Linked DNA regions of Homo sapiens: region 1 is linked to region 2. The links are chromatin loops, found by intact Hi-C in ENCODE. Cell type or tissue: natural killer cell. All regions are shown on one strand. Links, peaks and the distances in the headings refer to the core of each region. The heading gives the core; the rest is flanking DNA.

What was found. A loop is a pair of places that touch in the nucleus more often than their neighbours do. Peaks named below come from ENCODE experiments on the same cell type or tissue, not always from the same donor. Only the 100,000 strongest peaks of a DNase experiment are listed, where the experiment ranks them.
Region 1: it touches region 2 in a loop (20-fold over the local background); 11 of 110 quality-filtered maps call a loop at or near these places.

Annotation. Positions count from the first base shown.
Region 1 is chr18:72,753,269-72,769,512 of GRCh38, forward strand. It overlaps NETO1 (neuropilin and tolloid like 1), which reads right to left. Exons shown (of 11, transcript NM_138966.5): 8 at 2,766-2,879. Among named protein-coding and RNA genes, the nearest start is that of MIR548AV, 92 kb to the right of the region's middle. In natural killer cell, for the core only: no CTCF peak of the experiment used is centred there; a DNase peak (open chromatin) is centred at 9,473.
Region 2 is chr18:74,327,516-74,343,759 of GRCh38, forward strand. C18orf63 (chromosome 18 open reading frame 63) reads left to right here. Exons shown (of 14, transcript NM_001174123.2): 5 at 432-543; 6 at 1,480-1,521; 7 at 3,351-3,427; 8 at 11,200-11,309; 9 at 14,517-14,613; 10 at 14,726-14,811; 11 at 16,004-16,187. Among named protein-coding and RNA genes, the nearest start is that of C18orf63, 20 kb to the left of the region's middle. In natural killer cell, for the core only: no CTCF peak of the experiment used is centred there; no DNase peak of the experiment used is centred there.

The DNA of each region.
Region 1 (16,244 bases), core at 7,300-12,299, 1.6 Mb before region 2:
AAAAAAACTCATCATAGAAAGGAGCCTCAATCAAATTAACACCTGAGTTATCATCAGTGGAGGCCAGAAGGCAACATGATGACACATGCAGTGCTGCAAGCAAAAGCAATACAAAATAAAACCAAACAACAGCAACAACAAAACCCCAGCAGATACCTGTCAACCAAAAACCCATTATCCAGCAAACCTGCCTTCACAAATGAAAGACATTGTGAGACTGGCAAAAATGAAGATAATTCAATGATAAAAGAGCTTCCTTAAAATAAATATGGAAGAGAGTTCATGTTGAAAACCAGTGAGTTCAGACAGTAACTCAAATCCACATGAAAAAATTGAACAGATACTAAATTAAACAGGGAAGCAAGTAAGGTCTGTAACAGTGAATATGTAAATAATTGCAAAGGACAGTAGAGTGGCATCTTTCTTCTGCAGTCTTCACTTAACTCTTTTAAAAAAGCAATGTTCTATGTATATAATCGTAATGTTGGACTATAGCTTACATAAATGCAATATATTTGGTGACAATATAGTATAAACAAGGTGGGAGCTAAAATGTTATTGGGTGAGGAAATGACACCAGGGTAATGCAAATCTAGAAAAACAAATGAAGAGAACCAGAAATAGTAAATCAGAAGGATTATATAAAAAGTTACACTAATATACTTGCTGTCCTTTCTTCTCCCAACCACTTTAAAAGACATACAGTTATATAAAGTAATAATTATTGCAATGTATTGTTGGGTATGTAACGTTTAAAAATGTAATAGGTACAAATATAATTGGAAAAAGGAAAAGAGAATAGAGCTATATAGGAAGAATGTTTCTATGTCTCACTATAATTAAGTTAGTAGAAATCTAATACATTCTGAGAAGCTAAGCTGTATGTTTTAAGTCCTAAAGCAACTAAGAAAGTAAAACAATGCATTAAAAACTCTAAAATAATTAAAATGTTGGACTAGAATATACTAACTTAAGGCAGAAGAAAGCAATAAAGAAGGAAAAGAGAAAAAATACATGAGACATTTAGAAACAAAAAGTATAATGGAATATATAAGTCCAACTATATCAATGACAGTACTAAATGTGAATGGATTAAAGAACCCAATGTAAAGGCAAAGATTTTCAGACTGGATAAAAAATAAGATACAAATATAGACTGTCTACAAAAGAAACACTTTATATTCAAACATGCAGATAGACTGAAAGTAAAAACGTGGAAAAGAAGAATGGAAACCAAACCATAAGAAAGATGTAGTGGCTATACTAATGCCAGAAAAAATATAACTCAAGACAAAAAACTGCACTAAACTCTAGAAGATTGTTTTGTAGTGATAAAAGCGTCATGAGGAAGATATAACAATTACACACATATATGAATTTAGCACCCAAGCTTAAAATTACATGAAAGAAAAATTTTACAGAAGTGAAGAGAGAAGTAGACAATTCAACCATGATAGCTGAAAAATTTAACACCCACTTTCAATAATGGATAAAACATAGCAGAAAATCAAAGGCAAACAGAAGACTTGAACAATGCTTTATAGCTTGTTTAAGTTTATAGGCTTATGCCTAGCAGACATAACAGGCATCTATACAACACTCCACTCAACAACAGCAAATACGTATTCTTTTCAAGTGCACATGGGACAAACTTTAGGCTACACTACATGCTCGCCATAGGCATAACCTCCATAAACTAGAAATGAATGCAATTTTTCCCCTATCACAAGAGAATGAATTAAAGGCTAAAGGAATCATTTTTCTTTCTGAAAAAAATAAATATGGACTTTCATAATGCACATCCATTCACATTTGTTGCATGTCAAATATTTCTTACACACATGGGACCACGTTTATATAGGGCAAAACAAAGCCAGTGGTGACCACGAATTATTAACAGGTCTGCAATAAGATCACTTAGTAAATTTCTAATCCATTCAAAAGTAATGGATTACGAAAGTAATCAACAACAAAATAGTTGATAGTGTAACTGCCTCTCCTACTGACTGTATGAAACAATGAATACTGTGGTATTACTTCTTTACTTCTATGCACAGAAGGCTTTTAGTAGATAATACTGGACTTCAAGCATGAAAGAGTTATTTGCCTATCTTCTTTTGTCAACTGTTTAATATTGGATCTCAGTAAAATACTTCACATGGCAGTTTCATCTTAACTAAAACATGCAACATCCATAATCCAGCCAACGATCCCTGTTCACATAAACAAGCCTTTGTGTATAGACAAGGGAAGGAGGCAAGGGCTTTGGGAGCTATGTTCCCGGGAAAGGAAGAAAAGCATTTTCGTAGCAAAACTGAAGTGGAGTGAAGTAGCTGGAAGTAACTGAAAGTACAAATGCTAGTTCAAGACATTTTATCTCTAGAGTATGTACACAAAGTCCAATCAAGACAAACTGGAATGAATGAGACGTGTAGCCACAAGCAGACAGCATCACACATGACAGGAAAGTAGTGTGCTCCCCTGAAAGCTCCCGTTTTCATAGCTCTGCAGGCTCTAATAAGGTGATGTCTTTAATGAGAATTCAAGTACTGAGGATAGTCCACTGTGCACTAATAACGGAACATCTGGACAGAGCATGAGTAAAGGCTAAGAAAAACGCTTACAAATCAATTATAAGACATATGCGGTGGTCATAAAAGGCACTATACACTCTTATTTTAAAGACTGTCTGATTGATACATATAAACTTCTACCCCACTCCACAGGGAGGAAATTTTTTTCAAATTTCAGGCACTAATCATTACCTTTACAGTGATTTTCATCCCAAGGATACACACAGTTCTGGAGTCCATTGCAGACCAAAGTATTATTAATACACATGTTACTATGGCAGAAGAATGTGTTGCCTTCACAAGGAGCTAAAAAGAAGAAGAACAAGACAAAGGAGGAAAGTTATAACTGACATTCAGTAGTAAATCACTCACATTACAAATCTAAAAAAAAAAGATTAGAATAATTTGCCACAAACTGAGATAAATGATCTGCCGTGCGATTTTCAGAAACGGTGCCGTAGTGGTAATTATTTCTTGTGTTACTAAGAGTGCTGGCATTCCTCTAGAGAGGCTCAGCTTGTAAAAATGCCATAGGGTATTTTCCATCATTAAAATGAAGAACATTATCCACATTTTTTTAAGTAGGCATATTTATTTAGCAAACCTGAAGCATCTACCATGGGCATAAATTATACTTTATACAGAAAGAATGTATAAATTTAGTTTTACTGTGCAAAAACACCTAATAGAAATTTTTAAATAATTTTGAAAAACATATACTTACCAAGTACTAATGAATAACATACACTAAAGCAAACCCTGTAACATTACTTAAGAATACGAAAAAACAAAATGCCATGGAAATTCAGAATCATGAAAAAATTAATCCTGAACAACATAAAAAATATATTATGCTTATTACATTTAATATATATGGTGATAAAATTAGCTTACTACGCATGTATTTCATACATTCTAGTGATTTGATGTACAATGATCATTATCTCCAGATTACAATGCACATTGAGGGGACTGAGAGGTAAAATATGAACTTCAAGAAGGTATAAAATATGGCTAAATAATGATGAGAAAACATGAGTTTAATATAGCAATGTAAAATGTTAGATATGATTTCAATATAAGGAAAAATACATTTCTTTCATTATTGGAGTGACAGAATATTTTAAGTGATCAGTCTTTATAGTAATATTGCATTGTGGATGGTTGCTTACAGAAAGTGCTTTTAAAGCTAACTTTTGTTTTTACCTTTGTATTCACTCCATGTATCAGATAAAATGCAATTCTAGTGTTTCTTTTTTTCAATAAAGGCTCTACAATCCTTTTAAGGACAGGCATTCTAGCAAAATCTATTGCACATGAAACATATGAATTTCCAATGATTGACAAATGAAGATATATTAATGATCAGTACTATTTAGACACTGCAGTCATGTTATAATGAGTTTATTTTTCACTTTCAAAACTGTATATTACATAAGTTTTAGAGTTAGCTTCTTTACTATATTTGCTACACTAACCACAACTGTCAAAACAATACTTTGCAATTTAATATACTTAAGGCAACTTACTGTATTTTAATACTCCGAGAGAAATCCTTTAAAAAAAAACACTCAAATTCTGAAAACCAAAAGTAAGGCAAAGAAATAGCTAATTCAAGCAATGTGATTCTTCCTGGTTCTTCATCCCCTACCTCCTCCCCCAACCCAAACAGTTCCCTCTCTGTTCATTTTGACTTTATGTTCCTGGTTAAAGAGTAAAAAGCATATAATAGTAATTTTGGAAAATGAAAATTAAGAGTAGAAAATATGTAGTAGTCATTTTGAAAAAAAAAGTATCACGCTTAACACTTTATTTTGCTAATGATTTGTTAAGTACTGTTCTGTATAAACCTTTCATAATGTAAAATTTAACAATCCAGTATATTATTGTAAAGACCTGCTCTTTAGTAAGCAACTAAATTTGAATTTCTGTAGCTGACTATAATGGCTTTTGCAGAATTGATAAGGTCTGTTAATTAGATAGTGAATGTTGTCAAAATTTGTATGCAGCATATAAAGGAGATTTTGGCAAAGTTTATATTAGAATGGTTGTAAAATGCTTTTGTAAAAATGCTTAAAATACTTATTACCTAACAAATTGTAGTATACGTTTTGAAAGTATAATTACCCATCAAGTAGGAAATACCTTTAAAAATTATATATTTACCGACCTTCTATGAGTTGGAAAAATTATTATAATTATTAAATAGGAAGGGGTAGTTTAAAATTTAAACATATAAATAAAAATAACATTGCATTCTGGTAATCGAGTGAAGTGCATTAGTATGTTGGTAAGAGCACTGAAATTTGAATTCCAAATAATCCAAATGGGATTGTGTCTGTTTCTGCTGCTTGGTAGTTGTGAAACTATCAATGTTCCAGGATCAGTTACTACATATTAGTGGTTTTACCAAGAATGCAATAAGTAATTCAGGAATGTCAATAAATCACATTTTAACATGCTTTTTCACATTAAATAATTATGCAAATATGCCAGTTAATTAGGAGTTAGCCTCCCTTTTGTTTGTGGTGCTTTTTTTTTCTTTGTGTGTGTGTGTGTGTGTGTGTGTGGAGGAGGGGGGTGGGGGTGTTTGTAATATCCTAGGTATTTCTCCATGTATTTTCTTCCTTACTTTTGCTAATAAAGAATTGCTGTGCAAATGAAAAATAAAAACAAGTAAGCAAATCCTGATATGGTTAAGAAGCAATGTAGAGGCTGGGCGTGGTGGCTCACGCCTGTAATCCCAGCACTTAGTGACTCTGAGGTGGGCGAATCACCTGAGGCCAGGAGCTCGAGACCAACCCGGCCAACATGGTGAAGCCCGTCCCTACTAAAAATATAAAAATTAGCTGAGCATGGTAGCACATGCCTGCAATTCCAGCTACTCGGGAGGCTCAGGCAGGAGAATCACCTGAACCTGGGAGGTGGAGGTTGCAGTGAGCCGAGATTGCGCCACTGTACTCCAGCCTGGGTCTGGGTGACAGAGAAAGACCCTATCTCAAAACAAACAAACAAAAACAAACAAACAAAAAAGTAGCAATGTATAAAATTGTACATACCTTTGGCAAAAATAAATTTTGTTTTATAGACACCCAAAGTATAATATTATATTGGGTTCCGAATTTCCTCGTTATTGTCTGAATCTCTCTCTCAGAAATGCATATATGCAATGATGCACTAAAGACTCTCATTTCTCTCCTGGTTAAGAACTACAATGGCACCAATAGACCAAATCAAGCCTACATTCTCATTGCTCTTTCGACGACTTGCGTGCACTCGGTGCACCAATGTGTGTAGCCCATTGCTCCTAGCACACTCCTGACCTATCCGGCACCGTGTCCACACACCACTCCCTCCTTCTACCTGCCCCAGATACCCCTTCTCCACTCTGCCATCCAAATCACATCGGAACCCTATAATCTATAAACCTGTCTTAAACAGTCTTACAATATTATTCCAATCTATCAGAAAACTTAGCTGTTCCTTAAGTCCTATTTCACATGTAATTTTTAAAGTTTTAAGAGTATATTTTATCATCTTTTTTGTATATATTTGAGGCTTGTGACTATGCTTTTTTAAAAATTAATGTTTATGTTTAATCGCTCATAATGGCTTAAGCTTACTAGGCTTGTAGTAAATATTCAACAGATATTTTAACTGATTAATATTACTTAGCAAAAGGTTAACTCTGACTGGGTTGCATACCTTAGTATTCCAGAGAGCAGAAGACTCTGACAAATGTGTTTATTGGTTGAGAACTAACCTTCAAGGCCATGGTCTTCCAATCAAGGCCACGGTCTCCAACGCAGCATGTAGTGGCTATGGGCAGCATGTATTCTCAGAAACTAAACTCAGCATCCTGTCTTTGCTTCTTTCACTATTTCTGACAAAGCACATATTCCTCGACCAATTTACATAAGACTTATTCTACTTACGAGATTCAATATTCATCATTTAAGCTATTGTCCCTTATAAACCAGCTGCTTTATTTCCTAGTGATTTCAAGGAAAGTCAAAATTTATTTGTAATAAAGTGGCAGCCAAAGAAGTAACAATCCAAATGCCAAGTACCTCACACAGTTTCCAGGGTCACAAGAGGGGACACGCAACTTTATACTTGTTTCTATCAGAATAGCAAATAGAGCTTCCCATTGACGTTAAAACACTAAGAACATAGATGGAACGATTTGCTATTGCTTTTTGTCACTGAACTACTTGAAATTGTATTTAGACACGAGACCCTCCAACTAACTTGATTTCACTTTATTGGGTTTATTGACATCACCATTTTATCATCCAGATCTAACGACCCAAAGAAGATGGAAATTGATTTCTATTAATGAAGCAAAATATTCTAGTCAGCCAAAATAATGTCCTGTGTATAAGCATATCATTGCTCTTGATTTAAAGCACTCACCTAGAAAGTAGACACTACAACACTTCAAAATGAACCTTTCTTCACTGTTTCCTCCTCCCACATACACCAATACATATGCATTTGTGCAAAGCATTCATTTGTGGCTGTGCAATAGACTGTAGATTAAACACAGCTCAGAGAGTACTTCTCCACACACATCAGCCTGGGATTGAAGAGTCCTGCCAACAGGACAGAGAGCCCAGCTGTGATTTGGGCTGTCAGGAGCGATAATCCTTAAGGACAGATTGCTTCCTCGTGAGCAAAAGCAGGTTTATAAGAGTGTGTGGTGTGCAGTGATTAAGTCCCTTGCATCCTGGCCACCTGGTCTCTGACTCCCAGGGTTGCCTCTTTCACACTCTTTGCCCTTGAGCTGATTAACCTGTAAGTTGCTCAGTTACCACATCTGTAAAATGGGGATAAAGATAATACTTACCCAAGCGACTTAATAATGCACAGAATGCCGTATAGTGTCAGCAGCATGAATACAAACATTACAAGACAGAATTGTAAACCGTTTTAGGAGAGTACTGTGCAGAGACTGTGGAATCAATATGCCTGATTTTCCAACGTGAGTTACGTGATCTTGAGCAAATTCACTAACTTTTTCAGTTTCTGTTTATATCTATATAATGGGGATAATTATAACTATTACATAAAATTTAAGAATTAAATGTGATAGATCTTTAAAAACCATAACAGATACTGTCATATGGTGTATGACAAAAGAATGTTACCTGTTCTTGAACTACCACCACCGTTACCAAAACAAAAGCAAATGAAACAAAACAAAAAACTTAAAATGTTAAGATGTATGACATAAAATGTTAAGATGTATGATATAAAATGTTAAGATGTATGATATAAAATGTTAAGATGTATGATATAAACGTGACTTAACTGACATTAAATTTTCTAATTTGTAAAGTGAAGAAAATCATTCACAGATCCCTTGTTAAGACTACACGAGAATGCATATTTGAAAGTCGCGTCAAGGAGTTCTCTGAAGCTAAGACCTCCTAGTTATCTTTGTACCTTGGAGAATATGCCTTTGCTACAACCAAGTCTAATATGAAATACTATGTTTCAATTCTACAAGAAAAGCAGAAAACATAAATTATGCATATTAAATAAAATACAAATACGTATTGGAATGTGTTTGTACTACTTAATAGGAGGAAGGTTTAGCTGTGTAAGATATTTAGCTGTGATACTCTTTTTTTAACAGTTTAATGAGACCATCAAGATAACAGGTATTTTCTAACATCCAATTGTTAAGAGAGACATTCAGATCCCATCTTGGAAAAGCAAGCCAGGCCATATGTAGAACAGAATAGCTCTCAACCTTGGGCTGCAATCTAAAAGAAATGTTTTTGCAGACATGTAAATGATCCGATAGAATTGAGGCTTGGATAACAGGGACAGTATCAGCTTATAATTTTAGTAACAAAATCTTCACAGTAATTTAGTAGATACATCCTGATTTTGATGTTATCTATGGGTACCTTAACTCTAATTTAAAAATTCCAATAAAATAATCTTCAGTTAACATTTATTCAAATACTTTATAATAAATTCTTTGGAAACAAAATTTAGTACAATATTTTGCTGAGGAGAGGACCTTTAAGACTAAGAAATATGGTATGTTAGTTTTGGTGAGTCTCAGGGCCTTGCACCCACTGAAAGATTCAAAGAAGTCATGAGGTAAAATATGCCTGTTTAACTTTGTTTAATCCAAATATTTCCAATCTTACTTGTTTACCACTTAAAATTTTAAAAACTAAAACTTGGCAAAGTGTTCCATTGTGTCCAGAAATCATTATAGTGATGGAATTCTTAATTCTTAAAAGAACATAGAATAGGGTGGGAGATTATTAACATGTAAAGTTGGGTAAAAAATTAGAATACACTTTTTTTTTTTTTGAGGCTGATTTTCGCTCTTGTTGCCCAGGCTGGAGTGCAATGGCGCGATCTCCACTCACCGCGACCTCTGCCTCCTGGGTTCAAGTGATACTCCTGCCTCAGCCTCCAGAGTAGCTGGGATTACAGGCATGCACCACCACGCCCGGCTAAACTGAGAATACACTTTTTAATTTATGAAAACTCACATACCAATGCACTTATGTAAATTATTTCAGAAATGCAAAAGCCAAAATGTTGGCAGTGATGATTTCTAGGATTTACTGAAATTATATTTACCTTTTTTGGAGAAATTTTCCATATATACTTTTATGTATAAGTATATGTATATATACATTAAAAACACACAAAAAAGTTTTGTAATTAAAGGATAACTCATAAGTTTGCATGAAAAAATACGAAATGTTAATCAAAAAAGTTAATTTTCTCTTTCAGATTTTTAAATCAGGAAAATAGTTTTTACATAGCACCTTTGCTTTGCTCTATTGCTTCATTACTCTTGAATTCTGTTTTTAAACCCTCATCTATTCCCATTATTACCACAAGGTGGCGAACTTACATCAGACTTCAGTGAAGGAGCTTTTGACTCCCTCATGGGGATGATTAAAATAAACCATGAAAGCATGTGCAGTAACTCCTAAACCTATACATTACTAATTCTTTAAATAAGCAAATTATGTAGCAGGGGACGACAAATCTCTTACATATTTTAGTCATGTAGGAGAAGATAAAATAAAGCCACAACACTCAAAATAAAGGTAGATTTACATAATGTATTTAATAAAGAATCATAGAACACATTGTTTTTTAATGTGAAAGGTCTAGTTATAGATGTACCTCCGATTTTAGTGTTTATCTCATGTGGATTAACACTGTTTCAATTCTGTAACTTAAAGGTTTTTAATTTATAATAGCTACTTTAATGCAGAATCCACTACGCTTATTCTATTAGATTTCGTTTTTTTTTTTGAAATCCAGAAATCTGCTAAATAATATTCAAGAAATATTAAAACACATTGAAATAAAAACAGGCAGATTTGAGACACTGATGTTTCAACTATCCATGATTTATGGTTAATAAAACTATCATTGGTAATTTGTTCAACGTCAAATAAGTCATCATATTACATCACGAAAAATTGGAAAACGAAGTGATCCTTGATCATATTCTCCTAAAGACTCATTACACCACTGGAACACATGTTCCCTGGACTTAGGGTCTGGCTCTCTTCACCTCCCCTCCCCAGTCCACTCATCTTGTTCTCTTCAGACATTCTTGCTTCTTGCTTTCCTCAAATTATTTTAACTTCTTTAATTTTGAGCTTCGTCTAAAACACCCAGCTCTGTGCTGGCCTGTGTGGGCACAGCCACAGGCTGTCTCACACACAGAGTCACACAAACTCATACACCACACACACACTCACAAACACACACACCATTCACACACACACTCACACATTCAAACACAGTCATACACACACCACACAGCCACAGTCACACCTCTAGGTCTCCTACTTCTGCTCTTTATTAATTCTTCATCATTCCCTGATCTTTAATTTGAATGGAAATGCTCACAAACACGTATGGAAAAGCAGCTGGGGGAGGAAACAGCTTGGAGTATGTATTAGTCCGTTGTCAGGCTGCTGTGAAGAAATACCCAAGACTAGCTAATTTATAAAGAAAAGAGGTTTAATTGACTCACAGTTCCACATGACTAGGGAGACCTCAGGAAACTTACAGTGTCTTCATGTTGGAAGGCAAAACAGGCACTTCTTACATGGTGGCAGGAGAGAGAAGTGACAATCAGCGAAGGGGGAAACCCCTTATAAAACCATCAGTTCTCATGAGAACTCACTATCATGAGAACAGCATGGGAGGAAACTGTCTCTATGATTCAATTATTTCCACCTGGTCCAGCCCTTGACACGTGGGGATTGTTAAAATTCAAGGTGAAATTTGGGTGGCGACACAGAGCCAAACCATATCAGAGTACATTTACATCTTCTTGCTTTATTTCTTGGGTTCAACTTTTATCAGCCTTGAATATTTACTAAAGCTTACTTTTTTAAATTAAAACTTCTAACCCTTGGGATGGTCTAGAATCTATTACTCTGTTTGGTGAGGGATGGAAGCAAAGCTTAACACTTACATGAATATGTAAATATGACACATATCAACATTCTATAGTTAGGTCATGAATTCACATTGAAGAGCAAAATCTAGCATACTTACTTTTATTTATTACTAATGTTTATCAGTTCAGGTAACTAAGGTGATTTTCCCCCTGCCTTCTCAGGCCGCTATGCTAGTGTCTTACAGACCCCTGTAGCTGAGCCCCCTGAGGCTGTCACAGGTCCCTTATTTCCTCTGTCCTCTCTCTCGGCAATTTTCATCAGACACAGAGCCCCCACTAACGAGGGGGCTTACATCCCCAGCTCTGACTACTGTGTGAGATCCAGACTTACCCTGAATATTGAAATTCCTACTTAACGTCTCCATTTGGAACTGTAATTACCATCGCAAACAGAATATGGCTGATGGGCCTAAGCAAAATGATTATCACCCTCTTCCTCTTATCCACATTTTCCTTTTTAATTCTCACCTCCCACACCTTCCTGGCATTAACAAAGGGCACAACCATCCCCTCAGGTGTTCAGGCGAAAGGCTCAAGACCATCCTTGGGTCCTTTCTTCCCCGGATACCGTTGAGCCAGTGGCCATCTCTTGCATGGCTCTATCTCAATACAAAGCTCTTGTTGAGGTCTCCACTGCTGTGAATGAGCCAGGCCACCATTCACTGACAGCAATCTTACATGGAGTTCAGGGACACAGAAACCATGGGGACCTTGGCCATCTGAAAGTATAAATCAGGCCACATTTCACTTTGTTGAAGACACCCCAAAACACTTTCCAATAATGTTAGGTTAATTTCCAAACTCCTTGTACCCCTTAGTACACAGCAAGTGATTTATATTCTCACAGCCTCTGCTCACCCTAAACATTTATAGAATTCTTCCTAACCTCAGATGTCACCCACCATAACCACCAGGTCATCCTGCCCTCATCCTTCCCACCACATCACCCATGTTGGTTTTCCCACAATACATACTAGGGCTTGGGCTGATCCCTTTGAGTTAACTTATCTGTGCCTTGTTGCTTCCTCTTAAAAAGTCTGGCAACCAGATGTACCACTTTGTAGATGCTTCATAAATACTTGGTGACAGACTATATATCACAATAAAAATTCTTTTTTTTTTTAATTGGAGATGAAGTCTCACTCTGTTGTCCAGGCTGGAGTGAAGTGGCATGATCTCAGCTCACTGCAACTTCTGCTGCCCAGGTTCAAGCAATTCTCGTGTCTCAGCCTCCCGAGTAGCTGGGATTACAGGCACCTGTCACTGTGCCTGGCTAATTTTTGTATTTTCCGTAGAGATGGGGTTTCATCATCTTGGCCAGGATGGTCTTGAACTTCTGGCCTCATGATCCACCCACCTTGGCCTCCCAAAGTGCTGAGGTTACAGGCGTGAGCCACAGTGCCAGGCCAGAATAAAAATTATTTAAGCAACACAATGAATATTAAATGCCATCTTCTCATTAATGTCTGACAATGATCTTAAATTTTTAAATAACAGCAAAACTTTAAAAAATAAACTTGAAAGAAAATAAAACATTAGAGATATCAATTATGAGTAATCAACTGAAGATGCAAATTTTTAAAAACTTCAAAAATGTCATTAAAAATACATAGCTTGGCTGGGCACAGTGGCTAACATCTGTAATATCAGCACTTCGGGAGGCCGAGGTGGGTGGGTCATTTGAGGTCAGGAGTTCAAGACCAGCTCGGTCAACATGGTGAGAACTCATCTCTACTAAAAATACAAAAAGTAGACTGGTGTGGTGGTGCATGTCTGTAATCCCTCTACTCAGGAGGCTGAGCGGGGAGAATCGTTTGAACCCAGGAGGTGGAGGTTGCAGTGAGTCGAGATTGTGCCACTGCCCTTCAGCCTGGGTGACAGAGTGAGACTCAGTCTCAGAAAAAAAAAAATATGTGTGTGTGTGTGTGTGTGTGTGTGTGTGTGTGTGTAGCTTGCTACTATCATTTTTAATTGTGGTACTCTACACAAACAAAAATATAAAAAATATATAAAATATATTTGGCCATCAGAACTTCCCACAAAACAATTTTTTTCCAAAACAAATGGAAAAATTTCCCTTGTCAGCACATTGAAACTTAAAATGGCCCATAGGCTATGTAATTAGAGGAAATGACATTTTATTTGAAAAATGGTGACCAGACTTGAGGCCAGAAATAGATTTGTGTATCTTTTTTTCATGTCCTTTATCACCTTCATAGTTGTTTTGAAAAATCAATATGTTTTCAAAACTCTGTTCCAATATGACTTTTACTTTGAAAATATCCAGTATTATCAAGATGTACATATATTAATCTGTTTTTATACAAGAAATTCTGTTCACAAATTTCAATTTGATCTCACACATATTTATGAGATTCCTCCCCAATCTTTGTGCAAAAATTACATATTCTTACTGTTCTGAGAGATATTACATTAAGAAACACATCTTCATTGGAAACTTACATTCCATATATAAAAAATCTTTCCTTGTATGTGGGGTGAATTTATCCGTTATTATCATAATGTATCCATTATTTTATCTTCCCTAGAAATTACTACATACTTTTATACTTCCATTATGTCTGCCTTGATTCAGCCCCACAATGATCTCTTCAATGTGTGTAGTTAGACATTACAATTACAATAAGGAGGGTATTAAATATCTTTGGCATCTGCATGCTGATTACTATTAGGCCCTGGACATGTGGGCCAGTGTTGGTTTTCATAATATGTACATGTCAGTAGCAGGTGGCTAGTTTAGACACATTATTCTTTTATAAAGGTGCAATACTTGCTCTCATTGAACATGCCAAGTCCCACAAAGGGGGCCTGCAGTAAATGAAGATTAGAGCCAAGCGTAAACACATCACCATGACCTCAAGCTTAAAAATCTGCTAGTTCAGAGGCTATCAATTAAAAATAATAATTTTCTGTTTCCATATAACAAACATATGCTGTGTATTTTCAGGGGCAGACATAAACCACAATGGTTGTAAAGCTAGAATCAGACACATTAATATGTATTATTCCCAATGATTCTACTAAAAATTACAGGAAATTTCCTGCCTTTATTCTTGTCCAAGTGATTCCTTGCAGACCCACACACTTTATTTAAAAAAATTATTCTAAATGGTTCGATGGAAAGTTCTGCAATATTTTCTCAGTAACTCAATGAATAGGCAAAGAAGCAAAATTACTTAAGATACTTGTTTTGGTCAAATTACTTAAGAAAATTAACTTTAAATTTTAAGTATTTCATCAAACTACATGTCTGTACACATAATACTTCTTCAATGGTTTAAGTAACCATATCAGTAATAAAAGTCCATCGATAATTCATTTCAAATATTAGAATACTTTTGACAGTTGTTTTCTTTATGGTGCCATCAAACTCAATCAAAAGCTTTAAAAAAAACAGGAAGGAAGGGAGGTAAGAGGAAGGAAGGAAGGAAGGAAAGAAATGAGGGAGGAAAGGAGGGTTGGTTGGCTTCTGGTAGATTATACAATTTTATTTCATTTTCCTTTGCTCAATAGCCTCACTGTATTTGAAAGTGTTAACTACCCAAGTTTCAGTATGTTGTTATCTCACTAACGGATACAATACTAGCCACCTTCTGCTGACCATTTGCTACGTTCCAGACATACATTTAAAACTTTCAGTTGCCCTGTGATGTTTTCTCTGTTTTACAGAAAGGAAATTGAAGATTAAAGTCCAGGCATCACACGTAAGAAAGTGGAAGAACTGGCTGACACTGAACATGTGCTCTTACACATTGTAATTCCATTTCAGATCTTTTTCAAAAGCAAAACAATTTTCTGAAATGGCTACTTTGTGATTCTGGTTCTAAAAACGTTTATCTTTTATTTTAAAATTTCAAACACATCTATACTTGCCCAAAGTCATATTTAAATCTTTAGGACAGATTAACTTTTTTATTTTTTTCTACAGTAATAAAATATTTAAATTAAAAATAAATTCTTTATATAAAAGAACACTTATTCAATAGCAAGGTGTGAAGGCAGACTTGTGTTAAGATGTATCTTTATCAGTTGACATTGTATACCTTTGGCCTTAAAGTCAACTTAATAATTGCTTTCAGAATTTCAGTCAAAGACCCCATCAGCTTAATACAAACAAGCAAAAACAACACAGAAATACAAATTCTACTGTGGTCAAATAAATAATGGCTCTCCAAGTTGTCCACATCTTAGTCCCACATCCTGTGAATGTTACTTTATATGGAAAAAGGGATTTCGCAGGTGTGAATAAAGATTTCAAAATGAAGAATTATTCGGGATTATCCAGTTAAGCCCAATGCAATAACAAGTAAAGAGAGATGGAGACTGAAGGCACAGAGGTGATGTAACAGCAAATCACAAAGGCACACAAAGATGCTACTCTGGTGGCTCTGACAAAGTAGAAGGGCTATGAGCCAAGAAATACTGCTCTAGAAACGGGAAAAGGAAGGAAATGTACTCTACACTGGAGCCTCTTATGGGGCAGCAGCCTTGCTGACACCCTGGTCTCAGCCCAGTAAAACCTGTTTTAGGAATCCGCACTCCAGAAGTGTAAGATAATAAAGTTGTGTTATCTGATGCTTCTAAACATATGCTAATTTGCTACAGCAGCAATGGGAAACTAAATGCCAAGTAGCAGATTTCTCAGGCAATCTGACTTTGACTAACCAGCCTTCTGCCAAAGTGGCCGTCGCTGTACAGCGCGGCAAGCAGGGACAGGAGAGGGCAGTGATGAGAAAAGTTAAGATGAGACTGCTGATGGAGAGTGGCAGTTTCCAGCCAGGATACCCTGACAACTCGTGTCATAATTAGTCCTGGAATGAATCCAAGGCTACATTTTTTTTCTAATTATTATCTGTCTTTAAGTTACCAAAGTGAATTCAAGGGTGTACGCACTCATATCAAGGGGAGAGAAAGGCCAATACTGTATCTGGTGGGCTTACCGTCAGGATCTGTCATGCAGTAAGTCAGTCATCAGTTGAATGTCTCTCGGAAGATAAATGGTGGAGAAATTCTATTACAGAGCAGAGTTATTATTTAGTCTGAAAACAACATGTCAGTATATGGCAATGTGATATCCTCGAAAACTGTATTAAAACTCTACTGATGGGTTCTTTTCTGATATTATAGATGAGTCAATTAACCCAACATAGAAAATAATGTACATACTCTTGCTTTCCTAGACT
Region 2 (16,244 bases), core at 4,907-9,906:
CATTTGCATCTCGTTATTGGGCTGCAAGAAATAGCAGCCCAACGTTCAGTTTGGTCCAGGAACAGAGTGAACAATAATGAGAACGATTACAAGTTTGTCCTTGTTTGGATTTCTCTTTGTGGAGCAGAATACAAAGTGAAGATCAAGGGTTTTAGCACAGAACTCCCAAGATTTAGACTTACTGGCCAGGGTCAGCAGGTAGTATTTGGCCATGATAGCATGACAATAGTAGTGGTTTTGAAGTGAATATATTTTAACACTTCTTTAACTTTAGAACCAGATGGGATTAGCTCTAGCAATGGCTATAAGTTTTACCTAGAACACCCGAGTTTGTTGGGTGGTGATCTAAATGGGCAGTCATTTCCTATTAGTATATGCATACACAGCAATTGTTCTAAATTGGCCCATATTTTGCCATTTAATATTTTTAGATGGAGGCTCCACAAAGAGTAATTCCTGTAATTCTTCAGAACTGCCTGTCATATTCATTCATGGCTAGACTTGCTCCAGCCTGGAATAGAACTGGTCATCTCTTGATACAAGGTAACTTTATCTTTTTAGTCATTGGGGCTTTCTGAACTAGATTACGTCTGTTATGTGTGTATTAGTCTATTCTCATGCTGCTAATAAAGACATACTGGAGACTGGAAAATTTATAAAGGAAAGGTTTAGTGGATTCACAGTTCCACATGGCTGGAGAGGCCTCACAATCATGGCGGAAGATGAAGGAAAAGCAAAGGGACATCTTACTTGGCAGCAGGCAAGAGAGCATGCTCATGGGAACTCCCCTTTATAAAACCATCAGATCTCATGAGACTTATTCACCATCATGAAAACAGCACATGGAAGCCCCACCCCCATGATTCAGTGATCTCCCACCGGGTCCTTCCCACAACATGTGGGAATTATGGGAGCTACAATTCAAGATTCAGATGGGGACACAGCCAAACCATATGAATGTGCATCTGTTCTTAATTTTAAGATATACAATTTTTAGAAAATAACTCTTAAAACTGACCCAATTAAGCAATCTCAAGCAAGCCCACAACAACATAAATGTCATTTCTTTACTTTGGGATTATATACAGAGGCCTGATGTTTCTTTAAAAAAATCAGTATGTAATACTTGATACTTAGGAATAAATGTAAGTTACAAAGCAGTATGATAAAATGAGCACAATACTGTTAAAACTGAGAAGCTATCCTGAATTTTTCTTGAAGTCTGACTGTTTTCTAAATATTTTATAGCAGGAAATAGACATTTGGGGGAAGAATTGGGTATTTCCATTCTTTTAATTGAAGAGATACCTTTTGAATGATTATATTTTTTCAGCTGTCATCAGGTATTACTTTATATAACAACTGCATTTTAAAGTATTTTCTTTAGCTTTGATAATCTCACATCAAGCATAGTTATAAATATCAAGCATGATTATTTATGAGTTGTAATAACATGGCATATTCTATGAATTTTTTAAGGAAGAGATTTTCTTTCTCAGATGGGAAAACAAAGTGCTGTTGGTAAGTAAAAATGCATAAGTCAATAGATAAAACAATATAATTCATAGTTGCTAAAGAAAACAGTATCATATGCTGGGCACAGTGGCTCACGCCTGTAATCCCAACGGTTTGGGAGGCCAAGGTAGGTAGATTGTTTGAGCCCACAAGTTCAAGACCAGCCTGGGCAACATGGTAAGACCCCATCTCTACAAAATTATTAGCCAGGCACCACACCTGTAGCCCCGTCTACTTGGGAGGCTGAAGTGGAGAGCCAGTTGAGCACAGGAGGTTGAGGCTGCAGTGAGCCATGATTGTGCCACTGCATTCCAGCCTGGGTGACAGAGCAAGACCCTATTTCAAAAAAAAAAAAAAAAAAAAAAACCAGTAACATAGATCATTGGGTTGTATAATTATTGATTAATTAGGTTGTATAAGACCTTAATCAGATATTATTGTAATCAGAATTTCACCTGGGAAATCACTTCTTATTCAAAATGTACATTCTAGACTGTATGAGAAAAATTCATCTTAATTGGAAAAAGCTATATTTTTATTCTCTCTACTTTAAAGAAAATCATGACTGTGAAGGAGTTTAATTCTGTAGGCATTTATAATGTATAGTTTCCAGAATCATATCATCAAAAATTCTTTAGTACTGATGTAAGTCAAAACTTTATTTCTTATAAGAATAGGATTCATTTTCTCCTTAAAAAATTGGAAAAAGAGACACAGATGATCTAAAGTATACAGTTTACTACATGGCCTAATCCAGTTCTTTCATTGATTTGCACAGTTGTGTTTCAGATAGACACTTTCCTAAACAGTAGTCCAGAGATAGCAGATAGATGATAATCCTGAGTCACCACCGTAGACATTATTAATCAATCATGGTAGCTTTTCACATCATTTGGGCATAGCCTTAAAATCCTGACCTGTAATCTACAGCTATTAGATCTGGGTTGACTTTCCAGCTGAAGCCTGTTTGCTCTCCTTGCACTAGTTGTATGTTTAATTTGTGTAGTGTCAGTCAGTGTGCCCTACCTCTGGGTGAATGGGTTCATTACCTACATCTAGTTTCATCTCCAAACACTGTCATGAGACTACAACTGTAGGGATTAAAAATAACAGTTTAGGAGAGGAAAATTCCTCACTCCTGTGTTAGGATTTGTTTTCTTTTACTTTTATTGAAATGTAATACACAAATTTTAAGTGTCTAGCTCATTGAATTTTAACAAACTAAACATTCTTGTAACCATTTCTCAGATCAAGAAACAACATTAAGAGCACCCCAGAATCCCCCTCATGCTTTTTTCATGTACTAACCCTTCCCAAAGTCACCACTATCCTGACATTTCAGAAGTAGTTTTCTTTATGAAAAAGAAAGGTAAAGACTTCAAGGCTCTAGGAGATTTGGAATATATCTGCCAGTATATTTGAGGATATTTGTTAGTAAAAGACTACTCAAGTCAGAAACATGGTGTGATACCTCTTTAGATTACAGAAGAGGACAATCTCCATATTTATATATATAATATATGTCAGATTTGTGTAAGGTATTTGTTGGATTTTTCTCTTAACTGTGGGGTGTCTCATTTTTTTTATTCTAACCTTGCCTATGACCTGCACCCCCCACACACATTCATGCTGTTTCATACCTTTGTCCTCTTTTAGATGTCTCATCTGTAAAGTGTCAAATATTAAGTGGTTATTATTTGAATTTTACCATGTGCGGAAAAAAATCTGTTCTTGTTTTTGACTTGAATAAGTTAGTTTCCTTTGTTACTAAAATACTTAATTTAATAGTAGAGTAATAATTCCAGGTAGTTCACAGTTAAATATTTTATTTTCAGTATTAAACATCAATGTAACAGAAACTCAAGTTTGTCTAAGTATAGAAGCTTGCACAATCAGACTGCCAGCACCTGAGGTACCATATATTGTGATTTCTATACTTTATTATATTTACTATATACTTTTTATATTTATTATTGTTACTAACGTGATTAGGTTTTAATTTTTAACATAAAGCGTGCTAGAAAGGTTTTTATTATCAAAATCTGTATTATTAAATGCTTGATATATTTATGTCATTCTAAATCTGCTTCCCCAAAGAAAATATTGTTCTGTCCATTTAACACAGGTCTTCATATTATTCCTTTGTTCAAAAACTTTGTTAAGATGGTATCCGAGACTCTCCACAACCTATCCTGTCTTAGCACCCACTTCTTGCCTCTTCTTTCACCTCCAAATATAAAAAGCATGATTTCAGCTCTTACTAAATTTAATATTAATTCCCCTGCCCTTGATATTCTGGTAGCATTTTTTTGCATCTATTTTTTACACATAACACTTTCTGTCTTCTTAGTAGAAGGATATGTCTTTTATTTTGTGGATTCCCATAGCACCTAGCATAGAACCTTACACACTAGTGTCACTCAATGTTATTGTCTTTCCTCTAGGCCAGTAGTTCTCAATGGAAGCGGTTGAGGGCAGGGAAATGAATGATTGGCTCCTTATGAGAAATTTGGCAATGTCTAGAGACAATTTTGGTTATCACAGTGGAGGAAGGATGGTGTTGCTACTGACATCTAGTGGGTAGAGGCCAGAGAAGGGATGCTAATGAATATCTTCCCCTGCACAGGACAGCCATCTTATCCCCACCCACAGAATTATCCAGCCCAAAGTGTCAATAGTGTGGAGGTTGAGAAACCCCAGGCATAGAACAAATGATGCTTTCTTTGCTTAGAATGCCCCTCTGATTGGCTATACGTGTCCTGCTCATCATTTAAGGGCCAACTCAAATGCTACTCCTCTATTCATTTATTTCCATTTAATTCTTTGATTACCTCTTATGTGGATAAGTAACAAAGGACAATGGATAAGTTCAAGATGAATAGGATCTACTTTTCTGCCCTGGAGAATCACTTAAGCCAGTAGGGAAGATGACCTGCATATAAATAACTGGAATGGGTAACATGACATGTATATCTTGGACTGATGAGGAACCTTCCCAAGGTTCCAAACCGTGTGTGATCTCCCACCCTCATTTAAACCCTCATACTCTCCTGTACCAAACTGTCTTTGTTTTCTGTCGCTTAGAATACCTGAAATTGGGTAATTTGTAAAGAAAATGAATTTATTTATTAAAGTTATAGAGGCCATGTCTGGTGAGGACCTTCTTGCTTTCAGGGTCTCTCTGCTGAGTCCTGAGGTGGCACAAGGCATCACATAGCAAGAGGGCAGGGTGTGGAAGCTGAGGTCTCTCTTCCTTTTATAAAGCCATGAGTCCTACTCCCATGATAAACCATTAATTCATTAACCTTCTAATCCACTAATCCATGAATGGATTAATCCATTCATGAGGGCAAAGCCCTCATCACTCAATCACCTGTTAAAGGCTCCACATTGGCTCAGCACGGTGGCTCACACCTGTAATCCCAGCACTTTGGGAGGCCGAAGTGGGTGGATCACGAGGTTAGGAGTATAAGACCAGCCTGGCCAAAATGGTGTAACCCTGTCTCTACTAAAAATACAAACATTAGCTGGGCATGGTGGTGCATTCCTGTAATCCCAGCTACTCGGGAGGCTGGGGCAGGAGAGTTGCTAGAACTGAGACCCAGGAGGCAGAGGTAGCAGTGAGCCAAGATCATGCCACTGCACTCCAGTCTGGGCTACAGAAGAGCAAGACTCCATCTTAGAGGGGAAAAAAAAAAAAAAGGCTCCATCTCTCAATACTGCCACATTGGGGATTAAATTCCAAAATGAGTTTTGGAGGGGACAGATAGTCAAATTGTAGTTTATACTCACATGCTTATTTCTATTTTTATACCTCTGATTTCCTTATAAGAAGCATCATGAAGACTAATATTGTGGCTTATTCAACTTTGAATTTTCTACAGATGATACTTCTGTGTTCTACACCTCAGTTTGAACCAATTTAGAGATTGACAGAGGAGTAAGACATAAATAGAGATCAGAATGTCACTTGTATTACTTGGGTGAGATTATAATTTATCCTCAAAATAGGATGCTTCTGAGAGTGAAAGTGGCACTAACCTGATGAGATACTGGCCCAACATGCATGAACTGGGATATATAGTCATGCTGTTCATTACTGGAAAGGAAAAACAGCTCTTGGAGGACATGGTTTATCTGAACCTTAGAATTAGGCAGACTTACCCACCCACTTATTGCAGTAGTGGAAAAACCTTAGGCCTCCCTTGGGAGACCAGGCACTCGTTCTGATATGACAAACAGAATGCAGAACACCACTCTCTGCCAGCAGGCCAACTCCCAAGAGGAAGGGGAGGAGGTGAGCCAGCATGCCTGGTTATTCATCCCAATTTTACCATCTGTATTAGTCCATTCTCATGCTGCTCTGAAGAAATACCTAAGACTAGATAATTTATAAAGGAAAGAGGTTTAATTGACTCACAGTTCCTCATGACTGGGAAGGCCTTAGGAAATTTACAGTCATGGTGGAAGGGGAAGCAAGCATGTCCTTCTTCACAAGGTGGCAGGAGAGAAAAGTGCAGAGCAAAGGGGGAAAGGCCCTTTATAAAACCATCAGATCTCGTGAGAACACACTATCACAAGAACTGCATGAGGGTAACTGCCCCCATGAGTAAATTACCTCCCACTGGGTCCCTCCCACAACATGTGGGGATTATGGAAACTACAGTTCAAGATGAGATTTGGGTGGCAGTGCAGCCAAACCATATCACCATCCATATGCCCTAGGGAGGAATGAATGACAGAGCAGAATGATTCCAGGAATATGTGTTAGTAGAGCTTTCTGGGCATGGAAGGAAACACCAAAAATTGGGCAATAACATTCCTCTCCTCTATTCAACATTATACACTCAACATGTACTTGTTAAATTAAATCAATTCTCTAAATTATGATTGTTCATCAGCTTCTCTGAATCTCACTTTTACTTATGTTTTTGATATGATGTCTTACACATTCTGACTGCTACAAAAATTAGTTTCATATATACCTATGTTCCCACTAAATTGTAAAATTTTTGAGATTCTAGGTCCTGTGTTATTCATTTTTATTCCCCATGGAGCCTAAAAGATAATTGCATTTAATTTTCCTTTTATTAAAATCTGGCATTGGTTATGTTAACCAAAAAGTGACTGAGGCAGATCTCAGTTGACTCAGGTTTATTTTGCCAAGGTTGATGACATGCCCAGGGAAAAGAAATACAAGTTACAATAGGATCTGTGCCCCATGCTTTTTCCAAACAGGGTTTTGAGGACTTCAGTATTTAAAGGGGAAAGAACAAGCAGAAGGGGAAAGAGGAAGGGGAGAAAAGAGGAGGAGGGTAGGCAATGAGGCAAATGGTTACATTCTTGTGAGGCTTTGATTACAGCTGAGTGAATCTACATTATACACATGAAAAGGGGTAGCAGAAAAGTCAATTATGCATTTCTCTCACTCAGTAAATCTACATTTACAGTAATAAACTGAAACTAAGCTGTCTGGGAATGAAAGGAAGGCAGGGGTTTTTTGTTTGTTTTTTGTTTTTGTGTGATTCAGTTACCAAGCTTAATGTTCCCTTTGGCATAGTGAGTTTGGGGTTCTGAGATTCTGGTTTTTTTCTTTCATAGTTATTAGGTCAGGTTGTGGGGAGGGGAGAAATAAGGATGAAGAGGTGAGAAGGAGGATGTTTCTGGTTTCTCTTCCCTCCAGTTTATTTTGTTTGCTTTCATTTCCCCTTTCAAAAATCTACCATGGCCTCCATTGACTATAAGATGAAATCTCAGCTGTTTACTATGATATACAAGGTCTTCAGCAAACTGATCCAAACCAATCTTACTTATAGCCTCATCTCCCATTACTGCTCTCCAAGTAGCCAGACTATGAATTGTTTCTCAAAGATAGTATGGTCTTTCATCCTTCCATGTCTTTGATCTCACAGTTGTCTAAGCCTGTAATTCCCTTTCTTCTGCTCATCTTTCAAGGCTTATCTCAGACATCACCCCTTTGAAGAATTCCCCAGCTCCTAAGTCTCATCTCTCTTGGTGCTCTCTACCTTGTTTATCACATATTATCTATGCAAATGTCTCATTCAACTGAGAAGTCCTAGAGGGAAGGTCTGTGTCTTATTAATCTTTCTATCATAGGAGCCTACTCTAGTGCCTGTCACTCACTTTAGTAAAGATTTATGGAATGAATGGAGCATTGACTGGAGTGAAAGACTAATTTATTTTTTGAACTAGGTGACTTTTGTTTCTAAATTCTTTTTTAATTCCTCTGGGCTAGAGATTGGAGTAGTTTTCTAAATCCTGACCTTTGACCCTATTTAGACAAATTTTGAAGCAGTTTATTATAATTCATTATGAAAAATGGGATTTCAGCCCTTATCTTTACAATTTAAATAGAGATAAAAAAATTTAAGAGGTAATTGAAACAGTAATTTACTCATTTCTCAAATTTTGGACTGTGCTAAACTTTAAAATAATGCTTTCCTGGAAGTAATTAAATGTTTCTTAAAGGAATTTATATGCACAAGTTGCCATTTTACTGTTTGGTGCATTGAGATTATAATTGAATCCACAGTTACATGAGGGATATATTTCAGAAAAGCATTATGTAATATTAAACTGTTTGCTTTGAAATTTAATTATATGGAAAATTTGGGAAATGAGTGCCTCGAAACAAATTTCTATTTATTTCGTAGATGGATATTTACTGGGTACTACTATGTATATATGCCAAGTGCTGATGGAAAACACCTTTTCCTCCCAGAATGTTTTATCTAGGTCAGAAGAAAGAAGAGCATGCACACATAAAACTTACCAGAAGAAGGGAACATTTACTGAGTACTGGTTAATATTCACATACCCAGAAAATTCAGTGTAGGCCTAGAATCACATTAAAATTCTCAGATCGGCACTTACTGGCAGTGCCTCTTTGGCATGTTAGTTAATCTCGCAGAATCTCCATTTTTCTTATAAATTGGAGATAATGATATCCCTTCTAGGGTTGTAAGGAGGTTATGGTGTAAAGTACATTAAGGGCCTAGCATAGTACCTGGCAGTAGAGGTTAAAAAATGATAGCTATTGTTATTATTTTATAAATAAGTAAATTAAGACACAAAGCAGTTAAGTAAGTTGCTCTGGATCATAAAGGTAGTAAGAGATTCAGGATCTGAGTTTGTCCTTCAACTCTGTCCTTTCTGCTGTACCATGCTTCCTTCACCTAGCCTTAGGTTTTTTGGTTCAAATTTGTATGTCCCATAGAGCCTTACAGAAATAGAAACCTAATATATGTTAAATAAAAATACATTAAAAAACAATGTTTGTTAATGGAGTATCAAAATTTGTGTTATAGGAACTATGTTACTTGAGGAATTAAGAGAAAAAGAAAATGTCTGAGGGAATCATATGTGAAATCTTTGAAACACTTATAATATTTTTCACACTTTTCTTCTTGAAATAATCTCCTCTCTTGATTTATCTGAAACTGATTTTTCTAGAATCTCCTGGAATTCATTTATCTTCATTCATTTATCATTTTAAATGTTGCTGTTTCTTAGGGTTCCATTTTCAGCCCTCTTTTCCTTAGCAGGCTTACCCATTTCAGTAGCTTCAGCCTATACACCAGTACCTCCCAAATATTCTTGTATAGTTGTAACTTTTCTGTCATCTCTTGGATACTTTCAAATGAATGTACTAATGGCAGTCAGACCCAATTATGTCTAAAACTGAATGTATTTATGTGTCACCTTCCTCAACCCCAAATCTGTTCCCCCTGTGTAATTATTCTTTTCATTAGTGGCATCAGCAGTCAATAATTTACCTACCTAAATACTTCAGAGTTATCCTTGGCTTTCCCTCTTTCTCACTTTCTCTTTCCAGTTAGTCTTTAATAGCCTACTGTGGTCTCTGAAATGGACTCCTCTCTGCCTCCATTTATGTTGCTCTAATTCAGACTCTCTTTTTTTACTTGAACTATTAAACCAGTCTCCATATGGGCCTGTTTCCAGCCTTTCTCCTTCAAGTTTATTATCTAATTTTTCCTTACAATGTCAACAGAGTTCACTTTCTAAAACAAAGGTCCCCAGCCTAAATATCTTTAGTATTTCAACATTGCCTAGAGAAAATTAAGTCTAAATTGTTCAGATTGGCGTTATAAGGAGAAAATAATATTTATTGAATACCTGCTTTTCAGTATGGTTTTAGTCATCATATAAGGGCACTTTATAAATATTTGCTAAATAAAGAAATACAAAGGGTTAGCATTCGCAGTCTCTTGGAGTATATGGTGAACAGCTGGGTGGTTTGCCAGTCTTTAATCTGTGTTGAGAAAGACCAATGTAAACAATAAGTACTGGTACTTACTGAGGTCCCTGCAGCAATCGACTTGAGTCTCTGAATACTGTAGAAAGTACCCAGAGGATGTATACTCAAGCTATATAAGTAGGTGTATGTGGGAACCCATAAACTTTAAACATTTGAACCTGATACCTACCTTCTGTGAATTCAATTTTAAGTTCTGTTTTCTCTCAGTTTAGTCCTCCCTCTGCAACCAGTCTTTTCTGACATTCATAACCATGCCTCCTCTAACCATGTTTTTATCACACATTTCAGGCAACTGATCTCTTAAGCACAGTACATCACAGTGCAAGATTTATCTCTTGTGCACAGGAAAATATGTGTCCTTATTCATTCTGCGTGTCCTTGCTCTTTTACCTCACAACGTAACTAGCATATCTTATCTTCCTCTTCCTGCATTCATGTTTTCTGCTCTTCCCTGCTCCTCCATTTCCATTAGTCTTAATGAATGACATAGGAACTCAGAGAAGGATCAGTCACTGGACATGGAGAAGATGGGTCTAGATCCAGGCATTAGGACCTTATTGGTAGGAGTCCAGGCAATAAAAAGTTGTCCAGTTTAGTTGGACTTCCTTGAAAAGTAGTAGGCAGCGAAGTTAGAACATTGTTTCCCAAAAGATGTTAGGTGGTTGGTTAAGAATGGGGTAAGGGTTTATGAATCATTCTGTCTAATGTTAATATAGTGTCCTTTCACCCATTAATACTTTATTTTTTCACCCTCCTTGAGGTCTCTTTATATCTTTGGCTAACTGGAACAGTGCCTCTCAGGGAGATTTTCCAGGGTAAGAGAGCTGTAATTGGCAAACTCTTGTAGGTTAAATACAAGCCAAAATGCCCTACAGGGAGGACACTTGAGGAACAGGGAAGAAAGTGTTCTAGGAAGCTGGGAGGGGTATAAAAGGAGACTGGAGCATTGGCTCTGTCTTTTCTCCTCCAAAAGACCAGATGGAGGTATAATTCCCTTACTCATCCTCCATTTAAAAAAACAATTGAGGTTAAAAGCTATTATTTTAAAATATGAACACCTTCCTTTGGAAGAGATTCAACTTCCTGCAAATTAACATAATTAAAAAAACCACCTGAAAACCAACTAAAATCACTGCAAAATAGGAGTTTGGGCTTGGATGGTAAGAGGGAAAGCATGAAATACTTCATATATTGTATAAAGGAGAAGCAGGGTGAGCTGCAACTTTGACTACTTATGTAAAGTGGTTATGCATGATTCAATGTAACTTAAGTCTTTAAATCTACTTTATAACCTACTGTGTGTGTGTAACAAATATGTATCTTTTAAAATGTTTCCTTTTTTGCCAAATGATTTGAGGACTTACAAATCTTATTTCTATTAAAAGCTAAAAGAGTTTGAGATTTCCCAGAGTATTATAAAGGATTTTCATGCTAACAAGCATGCTGTCATTGAGAGACATTCCATTTTAAGCAACTGGTGCTACGTTTTGCCAAGGTGAGATTTCAATTTGTAATATCTAGGGTGGGTTCAAAATATGGTGGTTTCCCTTATTTTGCTTTCTTAACATTGATATGTGTAAAAGTATAAACTATTTTGGTGAATTTTAAAATACTGAATTATGACTTCACAAAGGTATTGAAACAATATTGTCATATTTACAAAAGCCATGAATTTTCTTTATCAAATTAATAATTTTATTATATATTCACATCTTATTAGATCTAGTTTCAAAAAAGGTAATATTTCTAAATTTCTCATTATAAAATGAAAACTATCAAAATAATATTAATAAAACCTCATAAACTTATATCTAATAATGATTCATTATAATTTGATATGAGCTGAGTTTTGAGTTTGTACTATTTTCAGGAAAAAATAATTTGTTACTAGTATAAGCAGGACTATTGGGATAAAATTTTAAATTGCTTAGGAAAAAGAACTTCAGTAGCATACACATAATAATTCAATCATTGAAGCTGGGAGGAGGTAGGTAGAAAACATAGGTTTGACTCTCTTTACAGACTTTTCCCTAAAGTCTAACAATTACCAGCAATATCTTTGGGTGGAAAAATTTATTAGTCATTATTTTGTGCTTACAATTGGCACATTGTTTACAAAAATCTAATTTAGTTTTTTCTAGTAATTCTAGTTGTTAAAATATAATACAAATAAAGGCCATATATGACAAACCTGTAGCTAACATCATACTCAACAGTGAAAAATTGAAAGCTTTTTTCTCTAAAATCAGGAACAAGACAAGGATGCCCACTCTCTCCACTTCTGTTCAACATAGTACTAGAAGTCCTAGCTAGAGCAGTTAGACAAGAGAAAGAAATAAAAGGCATCCAACTTGTAAAGGAAGAAGTTAAATTGTTGCTGTATGCAGGTGACATGATCTTATGTATAGAAAACCCTAAAGACTCCACAAAAAAACTGTTAGAACTAATAAACAGATTCAGTAAAGTTGCAGAATACAAAATCACATAAAAAAGTAGCATTTCTATATACTAACAACAAACTATCTGTAAAAGAAATCAATGAAAATAATTTTGTCTGTAACAGCTACCAAAAACATACTTAGCAATAAATTTAACAACCAAGGAGGTGAAAGACCTGTACACTGAAAACTACGTATCTGTGAAAAAGCACAGACAACAAAAGCAAAAATAGACAAATGTGGTTACATCACTGAAAAGCTTCTATATGGCAAAGGAAACAGTCAACAGAGTGAAGAGACAACTTACAGAATGAGAGAAAATATTTGTAAACCATACATCTGATAAAGAGCTACTATCCAAAGTATATAAGGAACTCAAATAACTCAATAGCAAGAAAACAAATAACCTGATTTTAAAATGGGCAAAGCCCTCGAATAACATTTCTCAAAAGAAGATATTTAAGTGACCAACAGGTGTATGAAAAAATGCTCAACACCACTAATCATCAGGGAAATGCAAATTAAAGTCACAATGAGCGATCACCTCATACCTGATGAATGGCTATTATCAAAACGACAAAATATAACAAATACTGGCAAGGATGTGGGGAAAAGGGAACACTTGGACACTGTTGATGAGAATGTAAATTAGTTCAGCCATCATGGAAAACACTATGGAGGTTCCTCAAAAAATTAAAAATAGAACTATCTTATGATCTAGCAATCCCACTGCTGGTGATACATACAAAAGAAATTAAATCAGTATGTTGAAGAGATATCTGCACCCCCATGTTCATTTCAGCATTATTCATAACAGCCAAGATGTGGAATCAACCTAAGTGCCCAGCAACAGATGAATGGATAAAGAAGTATGTGGTATATACACAAATAGAATAGTAGTCACCCTTAAAAGAGAAGGAAATCCTGTCATTTGCAACATGGATGAATCTAAGGAATATTATGTTAAATGAAATAAGCCAGGCACAGAAAGACAAATACCTTATGACCTCACTTCCTTGTGGACTCTAAAACAATTGAACTCTCAGAAGCAGAGAGTAGAATAGTGCTTACCGGGGCTGGGTAGGTGGGAGTGAAGGAGTGGATTGGGGAGATGTTGGTGAAAGGATACAAAATTTCAGTTATATAGGAAGGATAACTTCAAAAGATCTGTTGTACAGCATACTGACTATAGTTAATAAAAATGTATTAGGTTGGGGCCGGGCGCGGTGGCTCACGCCTGTAGTCCCAGCACTTTGGGAGGCCGAGGCTGGCGGATCACGAGGTCCGGAGATCGAGACCATCCCGGCTAAAACGGTGAAACCCCGTCTCTACTAAAAATACAAAAAATTAGCCGGGCGTAGTGGTGGGCGCCTGTAGTCCCAGCTACTTGGGAGGCTGAGGCAGGAGAATGGCGTGAACCCGGGAGGCGGAGCTTGCAGCTTGCAGTGAGCCGAGATCCCGCCACTGCACTCCAGCCTGGGCGACAGAGCGAGACTCCGTCTCAAAAAAAAAAAAAAAAAAAAAAAAAAAAAAAAAGTATTAGGTTGGTGCAAAAGTAATTGCAGTTTTTGCTATTGAAAGTAATGGCAAAAATCGCAATTACTTTTTTTACATACATATTAAAAATCACTAAGAAGGGGTGAGGTGGCTCACATCTGTAATCCCAGCACTTTGGGAGGCCAAGGCAGGCAGTCACCTGAGGCCAGGATTGAGACCAGCCTGGCCAACATGGCAAAACCCTGTCTCTACTAAAAATACAAAAATTAGCTGAGCATAGTGGTGCACGCTTGTAATCCCAGCTGGCGGCTAAGGCAGGAGAATCGCTTGAACGATGGCTTGAACCCGGGAAGCAGAGGTTGCCATGAGCTGAGATCGCACCACTGCCCTCCAGCCTGGGCAACAGAGCGAGACACTGTCTCAAAAAATAAATAATAGCACTAAGAGTACATTTTAAGTGGTCTACCACAAAAAAAAAAAGTATGTGAGTAAATGCATGTTAATTAGCTCGACTTAGCAATCCACAATGTATACATATTTTGAAATATGTCATACATGATAAATAATATATACTATTTTTATTTGTCAATTAAAGCAAAATAAAAAGATTTAGTACAACGTGTTTGAAACTTGAGATGTTTAGTTTACTATATATAGCTAGTGAGATAGTTGTTGAATCTTTTTTGAACACTTTCTAAATCATGTAGTTGACTTATTAAACTATATTTAAGCATTGGCTCATAATAGCTTCCTCTCATTTTTCATAGTATGAAAATGGGACAAATTATAAATATTTTTCATGCCATCCCCGCTGCCTGTCCTTTTCACTCATATGGAGATTTCCAGAGACACTGGGATGCCCTGGTAAGGAATGGAAATATATGTTACATTAGAAGTTATTTGATTTTTGTTTATTGTAACTTAACCTAAGTTTAGCTTTCTCCAAGATATTTAAAATTTTGTGCTTAATTTTTAGTATGGCTATAAACTTCCAGGTGATTGTGGAAAAATTAAAATATACTGCAACATCTATTTCAAAATGCTCGGAGAAAGGACCTTCACATATCCTTTACACACCAACTGAAGCAGATGCTGTCTGCCCACCTTATAATCTAGTTTTGCTCCCACTCTCATGTCATACTTTTCAACCTTCTTTCTCTGTGTCTAACTGAAACTATGGTACATTTCCTCCTACTTCTTATCTGCACAAGTGTTTCTGGTTTGCTTAGAATATCTTCCTATTTTTATTTGAGGATGAGCTCAATAAGGATATTTTCCTTAAACACCATTTCAATAACTTAGAAAAGTTAGAAAAAAATGTGTACTTAGAAAGTAAGAAAGCAATCATGATTCTCCTTAGCCAAGTGCTCCCTCCAGTGGCATTTCAGATACAATTGAAAGGGTTGAATTAAAAGCTTAGGTTGTAAACAAAAACAAGATTTTTCTTTTGAGGAGATTATCTAATTTTATAGGCAAATTTTCGATGATTTGACTTATACTTAATTGCACCCCATTGACTTAAGAAAATATCTTTTAAACAATATTTTTTAAAATCGAAATATACACACGAGAAGAGCATAAGTGCTCAGGTGAAACTCTTAAATCTTAGTACTGATTTCACCATTTCCATCTTCTGACCTGCTGGAGTTTAAAAATGGAAGAAGGAAGAGCCTCAGTGTTGTCTTTTTGCGTTCTTTGTTTCCTAAGCCAAACTTATTTTAATAGTAAAACTGAGGTTAACATACATCAGTTATTTTATTTCATTAGATGCCAACATGTTATTCAAAATCTACAGAATATGTTTCATCAGAAAAAGTAACTGCTTTCTCAAAGAACTGCTTTTGCAGCTTGAATACAATCTATATGTGTTGTTTCTCTGTCCTGAATTTCTAACTGTTTTTGGAGGTGCAACCTGTTCATTGTTTATTATAATACTTATTTTGTAATTGCTAAGGCTTATAGTATCTTCCTTATAAATCGTTTTTGGAATATCACAGTTGCCTTTCCATTTAGAAAGCCATATAGTAAGATATTATGAATTGTCTTGATTTGGAATGTTAGAATAGAAGGAATGAAGATCCCTGTGAGAAAACATACTTTCATCTGTGGATGGTATCAGATAAGCAATATAAAAGAGTTAAGATATATTTATGTGTGCCTTTTTAACATTGCTACTTTACTACTTTTTAAAATCCCTTATAAATTTCTGCCTCTTATGTAATAAAATCAGACATTGTTCTTTAACATTGTTCAGATATCCTCTCAGTTGCATCAGAAGTCAGCCCATGCAGTTCTTTCCAAGGGTAGATTCGGAAGTTGTGTTGAAAAGTTTTCTTTCAGATTTAAAATCTAAACTGCCCCATATATGTGGATTTCCCATAAAGATGACAAGTAAACCATGCTACTACACACAAGAACTAACTAAACCTAATATACAGGTAAGAGATCTCTTGTCCTATCTAGTTCTCCAAGACATACTATCCATCTATTTTACT